Regions from separate parts of the Mus musculus genome. Here region 2 is linked to region 1. A link is a loop called in an ENCODE intact Hi-C map of the cell type or tissue named here. Cell type or tissue: left cerebral cortex. All regions are shown on one strand. Each heading gives the region's core, and the rest is flanking DNA. Links, peaks and the distances in the headings are about the cores only.

The links. A loop is a pair of places that touch in the nucleus more often than their neighbours do. Peaks named below come from ENCODE experiments on the same cell type or tissue, not always from the same donor. Only the 100,000 strongest peaks of a DNase experiment are listed, where the experiment ranks them.
Region 2: it touches region 1 in a loop (4-fold over the local background); 2 of 42 quality-filtered maps call a loop at or near these places.

Annotation. Positions count from the first base shown.
Region 1 is chr1:174,995,921-175,006,186 of GRCm38, forward strand. No RefSeq gene overlaps it. Among named protein-coding and RNA genes, the nearest start is that of Grem2, 79 kb to the left of the region's middle. In left cerebral cortex, for the core only: a CTCF peak has its summit at 4,096 (motif pointing left); a DNase peak (open chromatin) is centred at 4,094.
Region 2 is chr1:173,451,729-173,461,994 of GRCm38, forward strand. Aim2 (absent in melanoma 2) reads left to right here. Exons shown (of 9, transcript NM_001013779.2): 3 at 1,100-1,220; 4 at 2,496-2,585; 5 at 3,606-3,887; 6 at 7,970-8,121; 7 at 10,179-10,266. The coding sequence starts at 3,626. Among named protein-coding and RNA genes, the nearest start is that of Ifi206, 34 kb to the right of the region's middle. In left cerebral cortex, for the core only: a CTCF peak has its summit at 4,824; a DNase peak (open chromatin) is centred at 4,821.

The sequences.
Region 1 (10,266 bases), core at 1,805-6,804:
TTCCTGTTACAACATCACCAAGAGTGGGAGAGGGGATAGCTGGACTGTTTTGGAAGCCTTTTGACCTGACCTTGTTTATTTGGCAACTTAAGAAAACTCAGACCAAGCAGAGTGAAGAACTGAATGAAGAGAGCATTTTATAGAACTCCTCTCTGCTGATCATTTAAGACTTCAACAGATCAAAAGGAACTCTACTAACAAACATTATGAGGGTTCAAGTAATTTCTATTCTAAGGCTCACGCAGCTGATGCCAGCACAATCTTATTGATTCTTTGGTTGTCTAAGGCCAGGATCCACTGCTGTCTTCAATATGAATAACTTCTAGCAGAACAACAGGAAAGTGACACCGAGCAGTATGTGGGTTACAAACCAAGTGGTTCTGCAGGCTCTTGATAATTTGCCATGAAATTCTTATTTAGCAAATCCTGGAAGCAGGCTTGAGGTGCAGCCTGCATTTTGTATTTGCCAAAGAAAGAAAGGTTTGGTATCTCTGCCTCTTCTTCCCAGATTTTCCATCTGGGATATGAATCCCATGCTTTCCTCTGACTGGTTGTTGTAAGTCATTCTGCCTTTTCAATTCAGACTTCCATCTTAACACTGGGACTCACGGGCTGAAGAAATGCTCTTAAACATGTTTTCTTCTTGTACCTCTGGAACATGACCAGACCATTAGGCCATTCCTGGTGCAAAATATGATTGAGAAACAATCATTTGAGAGGGAGGGAGATACTGTGTCATTCCATGCCGGGCAACTGTCTTAAAATCCATAACAGTGACACAGTCATGTAATACTTTTCTGAGATCTTAATGGTTTGAAAAAATGCTACCTGTTAGTAAAAAACATAATAAAAATGTTAATATGCTTAATTGTCAATTCACAGTGAAAGAAATTTAGCATGTACTCCTTCTTGGTATGTCATACTCTCCACTTAGCTATTTTATTTCCTTGTATTTTTCTTGGAGGCAGGCTGGAGGGCATCAATCCACCACTAATATTTCCTTAGGACGGAGCTGACCTTCTCTCGCTAATAGCCTTGCTTCTCTTTACCTGTCCAGTAATTTACAAAATGGATTCAAAGGCAGAAACTAAAGAAATTAAAAAAATAAAAGAAAAAAGAAAGAAAGAGAGAGAGAGAGAGAGAGAGAGAGAGAGAGAGAGAGAGAGAATCAAGGACTCAGAAATCACTGGGTGCAGGAGTTACTAGTTTGTTATCCATGCAAAATGAGCATCAGTGACATTTCACAAGCCAAGCCAATGGCAGAGCCATGCACAAATGCACGCACACACCATTACAATTCTTGTGGATGAAGATAGTAGGTTTTTTGTGGATTCTCAGAGCAACGCTACACTCCTACAGATAAAGAAGCTCTCAAGTTGCAGTTGCTTTTTCTTCAAACATGTGCAGCTTCTGTGATTTACTACATAATATATGTACTATCCAAAATATAATAACATATGAATATACTAATACTCTATAATATATTATACATAATTACGATTATATATTATGCAATAATATATAATATAGATAGTTGTGTTGCAGTTTTAGGTTTTTGCTTTGTATCTACTCTCTAAATTGTTCAAAGAAAAGAGATTGTGTTGTTCTACATTTTGTGCATTTTTATTTTATTCTGGTTAGAGCCTGGGTGACCTTGGGAAAACCAGGGCTCTATGTCTGGCTTCTCACCTCTTTCCTCTGGCCGGCAGGACAGTGTCAGCCGTCAAGTGGTATGTGATTCTCCCTTTTACCCAATTCTTATCTGTTTCTAGAAAGCCTTGAAATTATTCCATTTTTTCCCTTCACTCGAAAATGTACACAGCATCCCAATCCAGAGGAATTTGTACAAATCATGTGTTCTTTGGGGGATTTTGAGCTGGTACACTCTGGGAAGCCTGTCTTGCTCTGCTTTGTATCATCCTGTTCTCATATACAATAGTAAATTCGTGCTTATTTTAAAGGCTATCTGCCTTTGCAACCCACTTCTATAAGAGAAGCAAAATGGCCTTTAATAGGAAGAGAACATTAAATGCATAGAGAATTTGTTCTCCATCTCTGGGGGAACTTTTAGGATAGCTGTGTTTCAAGACTAGTGAGATGATTCAGTTAACAGAGTGTTTTTGCCATGCAACATGAAGACCTTAGCCCAGCTCAGCACCCAAATAAAGTCACAGACACAGTGACACTCATCAGCAACCCCAGTGGTGAGGTGGCCCCCGGGGTGTGGTGGTGTAAGAAATAGATCATGAAGTCTGCTGCCTAGTTATTCAGTGAAGTCAGTGAGCTGCAAAAAGATAAAAAAGAAAGGTAAATATCATGAGACCCTCCAAGTAGCCTGTAGCTTGACAGTCTTCCTGAAGTAGATACACCATTGAGCTGAATAAAGCAGGCAAGGGCCTTTCCTGGGGAGTTATTTCTCAATAGTTGGACTTCAGGACAATGGACTGAGATAAAATTCAAAGTTCGCAAGTTGGATTTTTTTCAAAGTGTTTTTAAAGTATTTTGAAAGGCTTCTAAGAAACATCTCTTAGAGATTTGAATTTTTCTCTCATTTTGCTAATAGATTCACATTTTCACTATTTCATAATTTTTTTATTAGGATAAATAGGAATCACTTACCTAATCAGTTACTATCTGTTGCTAAGAAACCAGAGATTTAGCCAAATGGTTCATCCCAGAAATGATGCAGGGGAGGAAAATGTTCTTATCCAACTTCTACTAAAATGTGGATATCCACATTTTGCTTCACTTTGCAAAGGTATTTGGGAGTGGTTTCTTTTTTCTTTCAGGACTCTGTTTTAACATTCTGTACTCTATTTCAACACTTTGTATGAACCAGTTTTAGAAAGTCCATCGGCTGAGTTTTGTACTGTGATTGCACTGTTTGTGCGATGCGATCACCTGAGACAGTCAGGGTCAATTGAATAGGAAAGCCTGAACTTCCAGTTAGTGAGCCAGGCAGGAAGGTGTGGTAGCTCCAAATGCATCCACGTACTGAAGGTATTTTTAAATATTTTGAATTCAAAGACTTGGTGCTAAAACCTGTAATCCTAGTTTCCTGCAGGGTCTGTCTTTTGTAGAAATTTTAAGTTTGGAGAACCTCACTGAAACAGGATGCCAGGCTGAGGTACGCCTTGATAGTTATGAAAAATAAACTGGACTGTCTAAATCGAGAAAAAAACCAAAACCTTACCTTTCAGATTTTAGCACAGAGGAGAAAAGATTCAAGTTATTCAATGACCCAAAAGATAGGAGAAACCAACCCATGCCACAGGCACTGTTCTTACTGTCACTTGAACTACAGAGCTAATCAGATCCCCCAAATCCCAACATCACCAACAGTGCTCATGGCTTACCAACTTCAACACAGATAAATGGCCCCATTAACGTCAGGGCAGTTGTGTTTGTCCAGGGAATAGACGTCTGTATTTTAAATTGCATTATCCAGATTATCCAAGGGATAAGAAATGTTTACTTTCACAGATTCCAGGCTTCTGAGCTGAGTTAAACAGGACAAGTTTAAAGGCAGGGGCTCAGAGAAGTACAGGGCATGTTGACAGCTCTGCTGTGGTCTGCAGAGGCTGAGTTAGGAGAATCCAAGCTTATCTCTGCGCTCCTGGGCTGAAAGCTGGGGGCTCTCAGGCCTTCCTGCTACCTGTGTCCTCTGCGTGGCTGCTGGTGTAAGATGGACAGGTAGAGGGAGTAGAAATGGCCTATGAAGAATTTGGCTTTGGATGAGTGTTCTCAGAATGTATATCCAAGGAATGCTCAATAGCCCCTGAAGGCTGAGAAGTGAACAAGGCAGCAGGGCAGGCAGCAAGTGTGGCCTTCTTCCACTACTGTTCAGACTCAGGTAGGGCTCAGCCTTCAGGAACAAACCTGTGTTCTTGTCCAGCCTCTAATTGCTGATTTTATGTGCTAGTTAGAGATTAAATGCTTCTTTCTTTCTAGTTGGAGGAAAGGCAGAGACAGAAGAAGAAAAAGAGAACACAGAAATCTGACAAGTTACCTCCCCTTTCAACCTTCCTTCAGCCGGGCTGAACAGGACTTGGACATGATAAGCTCAGAGCATGTGGCAGCTGCTTGCTGCCATCTGCTGTATTCTTTGTTGCTAGCAAGCAGAGGACCCTGGCTCCCCAAAGAGAAAGCAGAGGGGGAAATGGAGGTGTCAGAGAGGCTGTGTTAGGTGCCACAGTTTTCTGGCACATAGGAAATCTCCAGATATTGCATTTGTAGATTTCGACCACCTAGTCACCATTGTGAACGGACCGATGTCATGGTTGTGGGACATAATAATATATTTTTTCCTCCTCACTGTGATTGTCTTTCATCTCATTTGAGAGAGAGAGACAGAGAGAGAGAGAGAGAGAGAGAGAGAGAGAGAGAGAGAGAGAGATACATGGAGACTATTAGTTTTAAACAACTTAAGTTGCTTGAATGTCTAACACAAATGCTCTGTCATATAGTATAAACCATAACTGTTGATTGAGATTCTGGAAGGACAAGAAAGGATATATATCTAAAGATAACGAAGACATCCTGAAAACAGGATCACTATATTCTCCCTCCCTTCTAATGACCCAATTCCTCCATTTTCAGTCTTTCTCTGACTTCTTCAGTGTACATATTCCTGTTGGATGGATTCACTTTAAAAAGTCCATTATAATGTGGTACTTCTAGTACCAACCTTCAAACAAAATGAGTGAGGTTCACTTGGGGCTCATCTAGTTCTTGGTTTAGCAGTTGGCATGTCCCAGATCCAGGTATTAAAACATGATCTGCTTCTGGCCTTTGAAGAATGTAGCTCAGCCCTGATCTTTTATGGCCCATTGCTTCTTTGTCCTCTGCCTGCTGACTTTTGAAGTTCGAAGGAAAGACTTGACTTTACTTCCCCTGGTTATTGGCCATAGAAATGGATCAAGGCTGAACATGAATTCACCTCATTGACAACACAGGTCATGTTTTATCTTCCATTCACTTGCCCTTGCTAATAGTGCTAGCTTTACTAGTGGCTTACACAGTAAGTCTTTCATTTTGCCCTCCTGCCTGGTGGGTTTCTCTAGAGACTACAGGATAGGTTGAAGAGTGAAACTATGTTCAGTGACATTTGAAATAGAGATTTATAGAATTTTACCTGTTGGGTACAAATCTTCTGGCCACATATTCAGGATCTAGTAATAAATTCATTAAAGACATATTGTCTTTTGCTGTTGATCTAGTGATGGCAGCATTCTGCTCCTCAGCCTACATGGGCTGCCATGACATACTTTTCACTTTATATTGCTACCATAAATCTAATTTAAAAGCTTCATTTACTATCTTACCAATATCAAAAAAATGAAGGACAAAATACCAGTAACTTCATGAAAAGTATGACTTTGTGAAATCTAATAATACCAAGAAGTGGATGAGAATATATGATATAATTATAATTATAAATGCCTGGGTTACCCAATCTACTAATAAGGAGGCATGCCCATAAGCACAGTTCAGCATGTCTGAATGTCCTCAATAAGAAACTTTAGAACTCCTTTTCAAAGTGTGTATTGGGTCACATTTTATTCTGAAAATGCTAAGACGTTCAAGGAGGAATGGTTGGGATAGGATGGTAAGGTCAAAGCACCAATGCTGTCTTAATTTGTGAGAACACTGCCATCTGCCTGTTTAATGAGGTCCTCATTCTTGTGTGTTCTTAGTGTTTGCTACATTGGTTTTCATTGTGGATCCAGAGATATTGAGTATTTCTGTTATAGATCTTTCACACATTTAGACTTATGTGAGAGAGAAAGAGGGAGGGGTTATTGTTATAAATTTCTAGGTCTTTTTGCCTTATACTTAGCAAATATTTGATAAGAGTTCAATAAATAACTAATTGCCAGGCTTGTGATCTCAAACAAAATGGACAGAAAAGGCTTAAACATTGTGAATAGTGAGAAAGGATAGGCAAGAGTTATGCTAAGAACTGGGGTAGATAGCCTAGGTTGACTGGTAGGATCTATGTCCCTTCATCCTTTGTCTTAGAATCACCGAATCCTTGGGCAAAAAAAATAGTCTATAAAAAAATGTCTCCTTTTGCTGAAAAAGGAAGGAAGTGATCAAATGATCCATTATTTCCCAAATGCTAAATATTACTGTTTCATGATTACTCTCTATGAAGATTGAAACACAAATACAACATAAGTAAACGCTATATGTTTATAGTGACTTTTAAGTTCTTGCCTTGATTTCTTGTTTCTGTACATGTATAGTGTGATTGCTAATGAACACTAAGTCAGAATATTTAATTAAAATAGCAGCATTTATTACTATACCATTTGATGCCACCTATGAAGAAATAAAGTCATAATAGTATAACAATAATAGCAAATAATAATAAAAGAAGAGGAAGAGAAGGAAGAGGAGGAAGAAGAGAAAGAAGAAGGAGGAGGAGGAGAAAGAAGAGAAGAAGGAGAAGGAGAAGGAGAAGGAGAAGAAGGAGAAGGAAGGAGAAGGAAACTTCCTTTTATTGGTACTTTGCATCTTACCATGAGCCAGGTAGCTGTCTAAGTATTATGCATGTATTTATTTACTCCCCCTAACAAATACTCTGGCATACATGTATGAGAAAACTGGGGCACAACGGTTGGCCAGGATCACAACCTAGTAAAACTCAAGATGATGAATTGGTCCAAACAATCTGACTCTGGATCCCAAATAATTATCTCCCACAATGTTTTCTGTCTCAGCTCAGACATAGTTCTTGCCATATAAATGGAAAAGCTGCCATGTACAGCTGTGACAGTACACTATGGGCAACAGGTCCTGAAATTTGGCTGTTTGAGAAGTCAGAAGAATGAACAGGTGGACAACATTCATCAGACTTCTAACAGAAGCCAGGCACTGTGAGGGAACTTTGTGTGCACTTTAACCAATAGAACACAGGATGACAAGCTCTGTCCCTTGATTACTCCTACTGGAAGCCACTCTGTCTTCCTCTATGTCCTGTTCTCTTTTACTATTGGTGGTGCAGAGTACATCACTAAATCTGCAGGAAATGTCATAGATTCATGAGACTTGCTCATTTCTCACTTTCTGTTGTACAGACTCATGATCTTTGGTCAGGAGCTCTAATGCCTGAAAAGAAGTAGGAGATGGGAGTATTTCCACATTCTATCAAATTATGATCCATCAACTGAAATATACAGATAAGTTGTATTCATTTTTATTTCCATAACTACAAGTGAATTTTCATGAGATTTTACCATCTATAATTTTGGGCTAAACAATCGATTACGTGCTATCTCTGCTAAGGAGTAAATCAGCACAGAGCTGAGCATAGTTCCACAAGTGATAACTTGATTTTTACTTTGCAGGAACTAGCATAGACATCAAATCCTTAGATGTTTAAGCTGTATATGTAAAATGGTACAATGTTTTCAGGTACTGTACACATTCCATCTGAGTTAGGTTTCTATTTCTATGATAAAACAACATGACCAAAAGCAACTTAGGAACAAAGGCTGACTTTCCAAAAACTACACTCTTTGAGAAAACTGCTTCTCCCTCCCCTAGTTGTTCATACCTCCTTGGCTAGGGGTGCAACCTCATATCGCACTCTCTTCTCCATTCTGAGATTTGGTCTGACTTGTCTTGTGCATCCAGTCACAACCACTGTGGGTTCACCTGTGTGGCTGCCCTGCTGTGTCCTGGAAACTCCATTTCATTGGCCACTTCTTGCTCTTTCTTTTTCAGCTCTTTCTTCTCCAATGATCCTGGAGCCTTAGGAGAAGGGGTTGTGGTATAAATGTTTTTCTTATTGCCAATAAAAACAGTTCTTCAAAAATTAGAGTTAAGTAAAATGTAAAATAAACATTCATAGAACAAATACTCAGGCCCTCTATGTTCTTTGGTGGATATTTTAATGTATTTTCTTTGTCTCATTTTTATTTATCCATATGTCTTTTCACCTGTTAAAACTTTATTGCTAAATTAGACTTTTTGTGACAATCTTTAAAAAAAAATAAGGATGTTTCTTTCTAGAAGCAGACCAAAGAACGATAAATTTTTACTCAATTGCTACAATGTTATAGAAATTATCATTAACAATGAAGACAAATTACAATCACAGAAGTTAATTATAAAATTAAAGTTTGGCAAACAAAGCATGATGCACACATGTGTCTTAGTTTTCTAATTTTAAAATAAAGATAATTAATGACATATTCTATATTCTATAAATATTATTTTCAAAAAAGTAATTTTGTGTGAGCTGAAAATACCATCTTCCAAATGACATATTTTGACACTTATGTAATTCAAATATTGGATGAAAATATCTTTAGGAGAAAGTCTTCCCCTGCCAATTTCCAAGTCCAAAGGATCTTTCTGTTCAGTGACTCACCTACTATAACTGGTTGAAATGAATTCTTTTGATGAAAATACCAAGGGCCATTGTGTTAATGCATGATGGACCATGACAGTTCTCAGCATTCTATACGCTTTTTTCAATCTTTGTATCCCAACATTACCTTTGGAGTCAAGGATCCAAAAGCCTGTTTCATCATAGTTAAAAATCTCTGTGCACATAATGTCTGTGCACTGTGCTTCTGTGCAAAGTCTGTCTATCCAGTGAGAGCCTCCAGAATCCAAGCTCCTTTTCTAGCTGGAATCAAGCTCTTGGAATCCATTTCTTCTCATAACAGTACCACTGGGATGAACCCTTGCTTGTTTTGGTCTTGCTCCTTCAGAAGTCTCTGTTACAGCAAAATGCAATCAAACTCTGGTCCTTCAGATCGCCTTCAGAGGAGACTTATGTAATTGCAGTAGAAACATTATAGAGTATTGAATCATTTATGGAAAGATGTTATGGTGTCTTTTAGTCTTAGACACTGTTTTTAAAAGTGGGAATGCAGCAGAATGAGAAGTCTCGATTCCTCTGTTGATCTTGCTTTCTCCCAGAGGGAAAGTTTATAATGAGGGCATAAACAATGGTTAATATAATCTCTGGTACCAGCTAGTGCAATGAAGAGGATATGGCAGTGAGATAGAGGGGACACTCTGGGATATGAGTCACTACATGTGTGAGACATGTGTGCTTTTAGTGAGGTAATGAGTAAAATGCAGTTGTAGGGACTTTTAGGAAATGCAAACAGTTGTTTTGTCCTTGTCTCATTTGTTTTGTTGAGGAGATAGCTATTGGGAGACGGGTTTTAGAGAAGCAATGAGAGCACTAAGTCATAGAAAGAGGTTTTGCCTTAGATAATAGCATTAGTCCTATTCCACACTATGGGAAGAATTAAGGCTATGGGTGCTGATTCCAGTAAATAGAATTGTGTAACATTAACAGGCAAGGCATTCTGGGCAAAGCATAAATGTTGGTCAACATCTGAAAATAAGGAGGGTATCCAGGGAATGTATATTTTATAGATAATATTTGAGAGTAACTGTGATGGAGTTACTCAAATATTTGAGAGTGTAACTATGGGGGAAAGGACTAACCAGGGTAGGAGGTGTTTGTGAAGGAGTGACTGCTGTTCTGGGTCACAGTCACCAATGGGTTAATGAGGAAAGTGTGTTCAGGATGCCAAACTGCTTATGTACCACAGACTAATCAACTGTATCACTGGGGTGCAGGGGTTTTTTAAACCATGGTAAGCAAATGGCCAGAGATAGAGATGGAAATTTCATAGAGAGACAGGAGAAGAATGAGTCAAACAGATAGGAAGGGACATTCAGACATAGGACAATGCAAATGGAGGAGTCTAAGTGGCAACTGAATAATAGCATAGCAACAGCAGTGGTTCCCTAGTGCCTTGTACTAGAGAGCTCATGCCCATGGATGCATTCACACTGCCCAAAAGCTCTCAGTCAGGAGCCGCAGATGCACTCACTTCTTGGGAGAAACTGCTGAGTGAGCTGTTAACTCATGTGTTCATGTCACTAAGGTAGAAAGTGTCTGGGATATTTTGTAAAGTGAAAAGTAACCGAGGGTGTGACAATAGGAGGCAGGACCAAGAGAAACTATTACTGAGATATATAAAGAAGGACATGGGTACAAATACCAGGATAGAGAAGAAATTATGCAAACAGGTCTTCAAAATGATAGAGAATGATAAGAGACGTCATAGCAGTAAAAGAGGCTGAGGAGAGCAGGCAGGGGGGAAGAATAGAAAAGGTTTGATTTTGGAGTGCTAGTGTACAGTAGGGCGAATAAAAATGATATGTATTTACTGGATATTTTAAAAAGTAGGCAAAAAAATTGTGAGATTTTTACCATAAAGAAATGAC
Region 2 (10,266 bases), core at 2,551-7,550, 1.5 Mb before region 1:
CGGGAGGGAGGTTTCATCTATGAGATGTGGCCTGGGTCTAAAAGGCGTTACTTTCTGTTTCTTGCTACTTCCCACTGCAGTGAGCAGAATTCTGGGCTAGATTTGGGCCATGTTGCCTGTGGGTGGAGACCTTTCTGCTCATCCTTCTGTCTGACCCAGATCCAAGGAGAAGAGATAGAGGAAGTGAGCATGCAGACTGACTTACACAATTCCAGTTGCTCAGTCTAGCCTGGGGGAAGGGGTTATAGAATTCTTCCAAGCAGTGATACTTCGCTATGATAGCCTCGTACTGAGTTTAAAGACTAAGGCCTGGGATGAATTCCTTCTCTCTGTCTCTCTCTGCCCCCCACCCCCCTTTGTGAATGTGGAGGAGTGTCAACATGGACAAATCTCTCCCTCCCATTTCTTCATTGTGTCTTGTCTTACTATCAAATGCAACCAAGACAGGATGGTCTCTCACATGGCTTCTTTAGGTGTTAGGAGGGTGGGTTGGGCTCTGTACAACTAATCAAAATTTGTGTGCCTGTGGGAAGATGGTTGCTAGGGGTTCTTATTTCCTGCCATATTGTTCTGTGACCTTTCAACTGGGCTTCTTAGTCAAACTAAAAGCACCCAGAATCCAGCCCAGAAGACACCTAGAACTGTATTTTTACTTAGAAAAAGTCAATGAATGTTTGTTGAATGCTTGTATTGCAGATGCTATTTTAGGAGCCAGGACTGCAGACATGAACAACAGAGTCCTTGCCCACAAGCCACTTTTATTCCAGCACAGAATGTGAACCAAAAAACTACTGGATTGCTAAGTAGACAAGTAGAGAGGAAAACGAAACAGTTTGTGGTAACAGAGAGGAACAGGGCCAGTTTTAGTTTTATAATACATATGCAGGGAAGTTTGAGTAGAAATCTACAGAGAGGGTGGGTTTAATTTATTCCAACACACAGTGAAGAGAGATAAATGGTTTTGACAAGGGGAAAAGATGGCAATTATTATATCATTATTAATACTTTAAGAGAGTTACGGAATGTGTGTCTTCGAATAACAGCCAATAACGTTAGAATTTTGTTGTTGTTTTGTTTTGTTTTGTTTTTTAATTTAAAGGTATTGTTGCCCATTCTGTGAATAATACAAAGGCAGTGGGAACAAGACAGTACAGAGGACTTGATTCAGGAGACTTGAGGTCTGGCCGCATAGTCATCCTTTAGAAGCTGGGTGGCGTCAGGTAAGTCATTGTGCCTCAAATCCCAAATTGAACCAACAATTACTGCAGAGCTGGTGTTTTCCAGGTATGCCGTAAAGGGCACTTTCACATAGTGTAACAGCCCTCCCTGTTTAGAAAGAGGCCAGCCTATCATATATGTCTTTCTTAACCCTTTCCATCTCTCAGGCTCCCTGTGCGAGCACTTGGCATATGCATTCTGCGAGGCATAGCACTGTACTCTCAGATTGCAGCTGCACCTCTTGCTGGCCCTGAGGATTGGAGTGCATTTCCTTCGCTGATAATCCACCCTCTACCCAGCACCTCACTGTGGCTGTATTTCCTGGTCCTTTCAGTTGAACCCAGAACCTCCCACATAGGAGTCAAGGGCTCTACTGCTGAGATTCATTTTCGTCTCAACCAATAGTTTACAACTTTTTTTTGAAGACTTATTCTATAGTAAAATGAAAAATTGTATGTAAATAAGATAAACAACCTTTGGAGGAATCAATGTCTTAATTTTTCATATAAAGTGTGATTAACTGTGATTATGTTTTTATCGAAGATGGGTGTAGAAAGATTAAAATTTCACACAGACCAGCAGAAAGCATGCTGAGGTGATTAGCATCCTCCACATACTAAGTCAGAGGAGATTTCCTACTTCCCGTTTGTCGAAGGGACTGGTGCCCTGGTGCAGACTCCTCGCTGTGGCTATTCTGGGTGTATTGTATGTCTTAAGTTGGAAAGGGTGCTTATGGTAGTTTTGGGCTTTGAATATGAGCACCACCCACGTAAGCAGAGATACTCTGATCTCTTCCTTACCTGCCCAGTTTTTACCGAGAGTGGCAAGGTCTCATTAACTGTAGTCTATAGAGCTCATTGAAATAGTCTGCAGTGGTGGGAAATGTGAGGGTCTTTGACCTGTTGTTTTCTTCTCATGAATCCCCCTGTTCTGGTCTTATTTCTTCTACCTTGTTCACTGCAAAGTAACAGACTACTAGCAGTGTTAATGATATTGTTACACAACGTCATCACATACTGAAGCACACTGCTTGTTCATCTCTTTTCACCACTCTTCACCTAGGCAGTTGACAATTTCTCACAGATATGTGGTTTTCTTCACATATTTGAAAACAAGGCGTTTATTCATCATAGACACTGGAGGCGGTACAATCCCAATTTGGACCTTTTTGTTGATGTTTGCATTGTTTGTATTTTCATGCAGAATTTTAGACTATGTTTTCGATGAAATTTAATAACTCTTGCCTCCCTAACATGTCCTTTATGTATATTGTTTAGGAAGTTTTCCTTTTTCTCAATGTAAAGTGAAGAAAAAAAATCCAGTGTTTCTCAACTGTACTGCTATTCCTATTTAGCTATTGTATCTAGGTGAGTATTTATTTTTCTGTGATATAAGATAAAGATCAATTATTATCATCTCCCACATAATTTTTCTGAATACTGTTCTTTGCTGATAATTCTTTCTTTCAGATTTATTCATACTGTTTATGTGCCATGTTTTTTGTATATGTGGTTCTGATTTTATTCTGACATTTTTCTGCTTACCATTTGACTTCCCTAATTATTAAGTCTTTAAAAGCATTTATAGGTAGTCGGCAGAGTGTTACTTGGTGAATATTTTAACATATTTGGTATCTTTTTGTCCTTAGCTTTGCATGCAGATGTAGAATTATCCTTACATGATTTCTCTGAGATTTTGCATGTAGTTTGTCTATTAATTGACAAATTGACATCTTCTTTTTATTGAATGTTCCCATTCAGAATATCACATACATCCTAAATTAAGAGAGAGATAAATTAAGGAACAAGGGAAAGAATCCTTAAATAGACCAACTCATATATGGGAAAGTGAATTTTTTTGGAAAACAAAGAAGACATGGTCTTCTCCATACAATCACGGAAAATTTTTGCCACGTGCACAAAAGGATCTTTGTATAGTTTTATACCATATACAAAAGAATCCAGAATAGGTCATAGATATACAAGTTAAACCTTTTAAGTCTCTAGAGAAGAATACAGGAGAAAAATCTTCTGATCTTGAATTTGAAGAGATGGGACAGCAAAATATGGTCCTCAAGTGAATGAACTGGTAAATATATTTCATGTATATGTATGTTAAATTTTAAGTTATATGCCTGAAGTATACACACTGTGCCATATTCTACACTTTGCAGGGGTCAGGAACCCTAAGAATTCCTAGGTTACCACATGCCCTTTGAAAGTATCCTTTTTTGATCATCTTGCATAGCGATTCATTTTTCACGTTTCACCTAATGCTCTCCTCCTGCTCTGTCATCTTGGGTATGCCTTGTTAACCACTTACCTTGTGTGTCCTGAATGTAGACTTGCATAGAGTGCTGTAATCTTACGGCCGAGGTTTCTTTTCAGGCTGATCCTGGGACTGTGAGATGGAGAGTGAGTACCGGGAAATGCTGTTGTTGACCGGCCTGGACCACATCACGGAGGAAGAACTGAAACGGTTCAAGTACTTTGCTTTGACTGAGTTTCAGATTGCCAGGAGCACACTCGACGTGGCAGATAGGACAGAGTTAGCTGACCACCTGATTCAAAGTGCAGGTGCGGCGTCTGCAGTGACCAAGGCCATTAATATTTTCCAGAAGTTGAATTATATGCATATTGCAAATGCTCTTGAAGAGAAAAAGAAAGAAGGTGCGTAGGAGTGCCCTCCCTTAATGATATGAGAGAAATGAAACCCTTCTACATTGTATTGTAGGAAATTAATTTCCTTAATCACCAGGCCCTTCACCCCCCAGAGTCACTAAACAGCATGTTACAAATTCCTTAGCCGTGTCTGATGCCGGTAGTCAGGGCTGCCACCATTGTCTCTCTCTTCACCAGAGTCTGTCTCCAATCTACTTGCAGAAACTGCGGAAATGGCAGGTCGGTGTTAATGTCCAAGGTCTCATTACACAGTACTTAAGGTTTTCACACTTGGCTGAAGGCCTGCCTGGCTGTGACATGAAGAAAACACAGCCTTGAACATACAAACCAGAGAACTGTTTAACTTTGCCATGGACTATCCACCTCCGCGCTGAGCCATCCTGCCATGGTCCCAGTTGGCCTTTTTAAGGAAGCCTTTGCGCTTCTACTGCATGGAGTTTCTAATCCTTCCTTTATCTCTAGCATAGACGACATTATGAACTTCCAGGACACAAAGCACGTGTTTGCATTCAATAAACCAGCTCTCACTCTCCACAAATTATATGCCATGTCGTTAAGTTTCCAATTACTCCTTAAGAACAACTGGGATGTCCTTGGGGTTCAAATGACTAATAAGAGCCAATGAAAGTATACCTCATCAAGGGAGTCCCTAAAATGAGAGATTCCAAAGGCAGTGGTTTGGGGACACTATGTAATACAGAAGCTTCAAAATGTTAACTGCTTGCCGAGGAGATGTGTGTGATGCAGCAGCAGGGGCTTGGATTCCAGAGGGTTATTTATACGCCGTCTAAGTGATGAAGTAAGGGTAAAAATCACATACAGGTATAAGATGCTATGTGACTTTGAGGAACTTAGAGCAAGGCCTGATCACGATTAGTTTAAGAGTAGCTGACATTGGACAGAAAGTGTAGTTCTTACATTTGACCACACAGTGGCAGTAAGAACACATCATTGCTCCAGTCACTACTGTTCATCTACTGAACTAAGCGAGCCTGATAGCATGTTTTAGTTTTAACTCCCGAAATTAATTCCTATTCATGGCTTCTTTTTTTTTTTTTCTGGATAGGATGATATAAAGCCCCCTTACTTAAAAAAATTTCCTCTATTTTACTTCTGTAATAATGGTGGGGTTTTATCGGCTTGATTAGCTCAAAAGATCTACTTTGAGACCTGGTTGAAAACTCAGGAGTGACTGCTGATCTAGAAGTCAGTTTAGGCACTTTGCAGCTTGGAAGTGCTACTTGAAGTCATCTTCAAGCCTGCCTTGACCACAGCTGTGTCAGTGATGCCAGTGGCTGCTACGGTAGAGCATTGATCTCTGGCTTGTTTCCCAGCAGTTTTGCCTTGTGTTTCTTCTGGTAAATGTTCAGCATGACGTGGCCTTGCCTCATGAAAACTGTGTGTGTGTGTGTGTGTGTGTGTGTGTGTGTGTGTGTGTGTGTATGTGTGTGTGTGTGTGTGTGTGTGTGTATGTGTGTGTATCTGAACAAATTAAACGATGTCATTAAAGAATGATAACAGGGTCCCGACCTTTAGTTGAGGCTTGAGCAAGAGAACAGGTGAAAAATTATGAGGTTAAATAAGCATGACAAACCCAAGCAAACCTAAGGAAATTCTCCAAGTATAATGATCTTAGATAGAGGAAAAGTGTGCATTGAATTATTAAATGAAACGAGAGGTATCTAGTGGGAAGATGACTTTTCCAAATGTTTCCACACAACACTCTCAATGGCATTTTTTTTAAAAGGTCAGTATGATTGATAGGCTAGAACAGAGTGACATGTTTATTCCCTTTGGCTCCCTTAGCTCTCTTCTCCTCTCCTGTGCTGTCAACAGAGACTGGATGTTTTTATGTGCAAATATCCAAAATATAAATAAAAATGTCATAGCACTAACCATTGGACGATCAGTTGAACTTCTTGCAAGCATATTTGGTCATTTTGGTATTAGTCATAGGCCACTAGCATTTCCAAAGTTTATGCACCATAACAGCACAATGGAGTTAAAAATGTGATCAAAAAATTCTAAGAAGTTTATAGTTTTGCATTGGGCTGCATTCAGAGCTGTCCTTGGCACATGTGATTCATGGACCATAGATTAGACATGCCTACAAGAATAAAGGTCCCTATAGGATTCCTGACCAAGACTCAGTTCCTTCCTGTTGTCTGAAAGAGAGTGACAGAATACTTATTATGTGACAACTGTTAGTCATATACATTACATGATTTGATATCTAACAAAATTAAATCCATGAACATCCCTGAATGTTTCAGATTCTGTGAGGAAACCACACGTAAAAAGGTTCTTATAACATCTTTACCTATAAGTTCCTTAAGTAATTGAACACTGACCATATTAATAGATGGTCACTTAAAAATCAGGACAAGAAGTTTCCTTTTCAGAATAAAATGTTGGATGGGTGCCTGCACATTTGAGGAGGAGAAAGCAGTAACTTTTTTGGGTCTTTGTTCTACTTCTCTTCTCCTTCACAACCCCCTTATTCTTACCCCAGGCTGTGCTATGCATATGTCAGTTGGTATCAATTATAAGGAGACACCTTGTTCTCAGGTTTTCTGATTGGACCAAGCTGCTGCTTGTGTTCTGTGGTCAAATAAAAACATTATCTACATTACATGGTTTAGTAGGGTCACTAACTGGGCTTAGCAGTCCAATAGAGCTGCTAGCTAGAGTCTTTGATCGTCTCTAATTAAGTAAGTTTGCAGGATGTAGGTCCTAAATGGGTAGCGTTGCTACTTAGATTCTCTATTTGTTCATGGCGATAGATTGGGTTCCAAGGATAGGAAGGATGCTGCTCCTGGGACATTTGGAATGGGTGTGACCTGAGACTAAACACACACACACACACACACACACACACACACACACACACACACACACACACACACTCCATCGACACACGCATATACACCATACATCACATATCACACACCCATATATAGAATAAAATCACAGACTTTCCCCCCAGTTTGGGCTCATGCTGAACCACAGGCTAAGCTCAAAACTCATCCCAGTCCCATCACTTCTTGGTCACCAGGCTTGAGGAGACCAGGTCCTCTACTCCAAAGAAATATCGGACACAATTGCCTTTAACAAGAAGCCTTTTTATTTTTTTTCAAACACTGGGGCTGAGTAGGGTGATTTTCTCAATAGGCTGTGGCTGGGTTAGGTCAGATGATTCCTTTCAAAGACATCTGTGTGCATGAAATTACCTATAATCTTCAGGAAGCCTGATACATTGCTCTCAGGTTGGGTGGGGTCAGCATTCCACAGTGGAGTTCAGGCAGATTCGGATTCTGTGCTCCACACATGTGCGTATGTGTATGCCTTTTACAGTGTAGTAAGACAAGTGGAAAGTTGGCTATGATTCAAAGCTAGCAAAGATGCTATTGGATGTTCTCTTTGATTGGGTGACTCCACAAGGCAGACCACATATCAGTCACAGGAAGACCCATTTTATTTTGTTTATTTCTAACTGACTTCCATTATTCTAGTCTTGCCAATGTACTCAACAGTTCTCATGGGGTGGGATGAGATGAGAGTGAGCCTTCTACAATGCCTGCATACTACCGGAGTGCCACATGCACACTCCTTGTCCTTAATCCTCACCTTAGGAGGTGTAGGGCTGTGGGCTTCTCTCTACATGGTACTTTCCCATTTTGGGAAGGAGAAAACAGTTAAAATGAAAACATTCCTCTCTACCTCTAGAGGAACTTTTCTCAGCCTTAATGTTCTAGATGGCACCTCTGTTACCTTCTGAGATTTCCCCAAGGTGCCTTGTCTGTGCATAGTCCTGTGTCATGTTCTTGTGAGGACCTGAAGATGGGAAACTCCTAATCTATCACCCTGCTGTTGTCTCCCTTCTAATTTTCTTCTTAAAAATTAACGATATTTTAATGATATTTTAATTAACATTAGAATTCTAACGAGAATTCTAATTCTCAGCCATGCTTACTCATAGATTTTAATGTATCTGTTACTTGTTTCTTCCCCTTCCCCTTCACCTTCTCCTTTTCTTCTTCTCACCCTCCTCCTTTTTTTTTCTCCTTCAGCTGAACGTAAACTCATGACCAATACAAAGAAGAGAGGAACACAGAAGGTAGAAAATAGAAGTCAAGCTGAAAACTGCTCTGCTGCCTCTGCCACCCGCAGTGACAATGACTTTAAGGAACAGGCTGCTACAGAAGTCTGTCCTCAAGCTAAGGTGGCTAGTGACACTCTTATCACTATCCCTCTCCTCCAGCACTCGAAGCCTTCTGTTCTTTATCTCTGAGCATACAAATCAGGAAAACCGGGCTACGATAGGAGAGATATGTCTGCATTACAAAAAGAAAAATCACTTCTATTCATCAGCGTCCATGCCCAGGAAGCTTCTAATTTCTGCCATGCTCTGGACATGATAACCTGTTGCTATGTTAACCTCTCTTTGACGAAAACTCTGACAGGGACCTTTTTCAGTGAGTATGTTTCAGGTTGCTCTCAGCATCAGTTCTTGTGAGGAGGTTTAGGATGAGGGGATGGGGAAAGTTTCTAGTTCAATGGAACTGCAGCAAAGAATTTGACCTGTTCCACAGGAGACTTAGGGTCCAGGGATGCCCTTCAGGATTGTTGCAACGTAGTTGGAAAACACAGTCCCTTTAGTCACGATGTGCCTGCTCTTATTGTCATGAAATGACTCTTTGTAGCAGAGGGGATAAAACTGGAAGAGAGTCCTTGTCCCTTAGTCCTGACAGAGCAGCATATAGGGATCCATCACAAAATCCACCAAGCATCTGCAATTTCATTTTCTGTAAAGAAAGTGTCATGAAACTTCATAGAGAAGCTTAGGCTGTGCACACCATTCTATCCAGAGCACCCACTCATTTCTTCTGTGTTTGGCTCAGAAATGTCCAGAATTGTGAAGAAAACAATACCCAAGTTTAAATGTTACATTTTGGTAAGCACCCATAAAAATGCATATTGTATAGTCTCTGAAAAATCCAGTAAAATGCCTAGGACTGAAGACAAATTCTAAAATAGTTCTCAGTGAACTTGATACTTTCCTGCTTTGGATCAAATTGAGAGTGGGATGCCGTTCATCAAATCAGCTCACAGGCTCACATCCCAAGGTTTTGCAGAGATCCAGTTCAAAGCATGTGCTCTGTGCCTCTCTCTTTCTCTCAGGGTCTCCTTTAGTTATGGATTGTTAATTGCTTTTAAAATAGTATTGTTTCTGATACATACACATGCATGAACAAACACACAGTCACATACAGAAATGCGCACATGAACAGTCTCTTATTATTTTTAATTTCTTAATTTGGAAGAACAAAATAAACAAAACAAAACTAAACAAAAAACTAATCCCAGGTTATGTGGGTTATTTGTGCATTTATCCAATAAGGAATGCATTATACTTTATCCTTTGTTAAATCAATTAAAATAGTTTGTTATATTATTCCTATAAAACATTTAATTTTTATATGTTGTATTATAAGACCTTATTTGACAAAATCCATTTTTTGGTATTTAAAAGATTTTGATGATTTATAACTATAAATAATAAGATGTAATTTATGTAAGCCTTAATATATATGCTTCTAAAACATACACATGCGTGGGCAAACACACATACATGCACATTCCTGTACACAGACACACTATCTCCTATTGCTCTTAATTTCTTAATCTGGAAGAACAAAATGGCAAGATGAGAATTTATTCATTCCAAGAATAATTCATTCTTCTAAGAGTAATCTTACCAAGGTAGAGTTGACTCTAATTTTTAATCTCCTTTTAATTCATCTGTAGGATCTCATCCCGAGATCTCTTCCTTTCCTCACATTGAATGATCTGCATTTCTATTATGCACAGGAATATTCCTGGGAATGTGCAGGAGCTCTGCGCACATCACTGAGCTTCCTCACTCTGATGCAAGAGTCAATTACATGCTCAGAGTTGGAGGGGAAAATATGCTGTAGTAGAATTACAAGAAGACAGAGTCAGATTCAGCCCCTTGCAGTGTTTCAGGATTCTGACACACACTTTTCATAGCAAAGAAGGATTCTGATTCAGGAATTTTGTCTCCAGAGTCAGTAAAACTGCCCCGTCTGAACATAGAACACAAAATATCCCTTAGATAATTTTAGGTCTCCAATCTCTTCCTAACGTTATCTCCATTTTCCCTTCAATTCAGCTTCTTTCTTCCTGGGGTTTTACTGTGAATGAAGGCTGCTTGGGTAAGTGTGGACCCTAGCTAACATCTTTTCTCTCTTGTCACAGCCTCAGAAGAAACAGATGGTGGCAGAACAGGAAGCCATCAGAGAAGATTTACAGAAAGATCCACTTGTTGTCACGGTGCTGAAAGCTA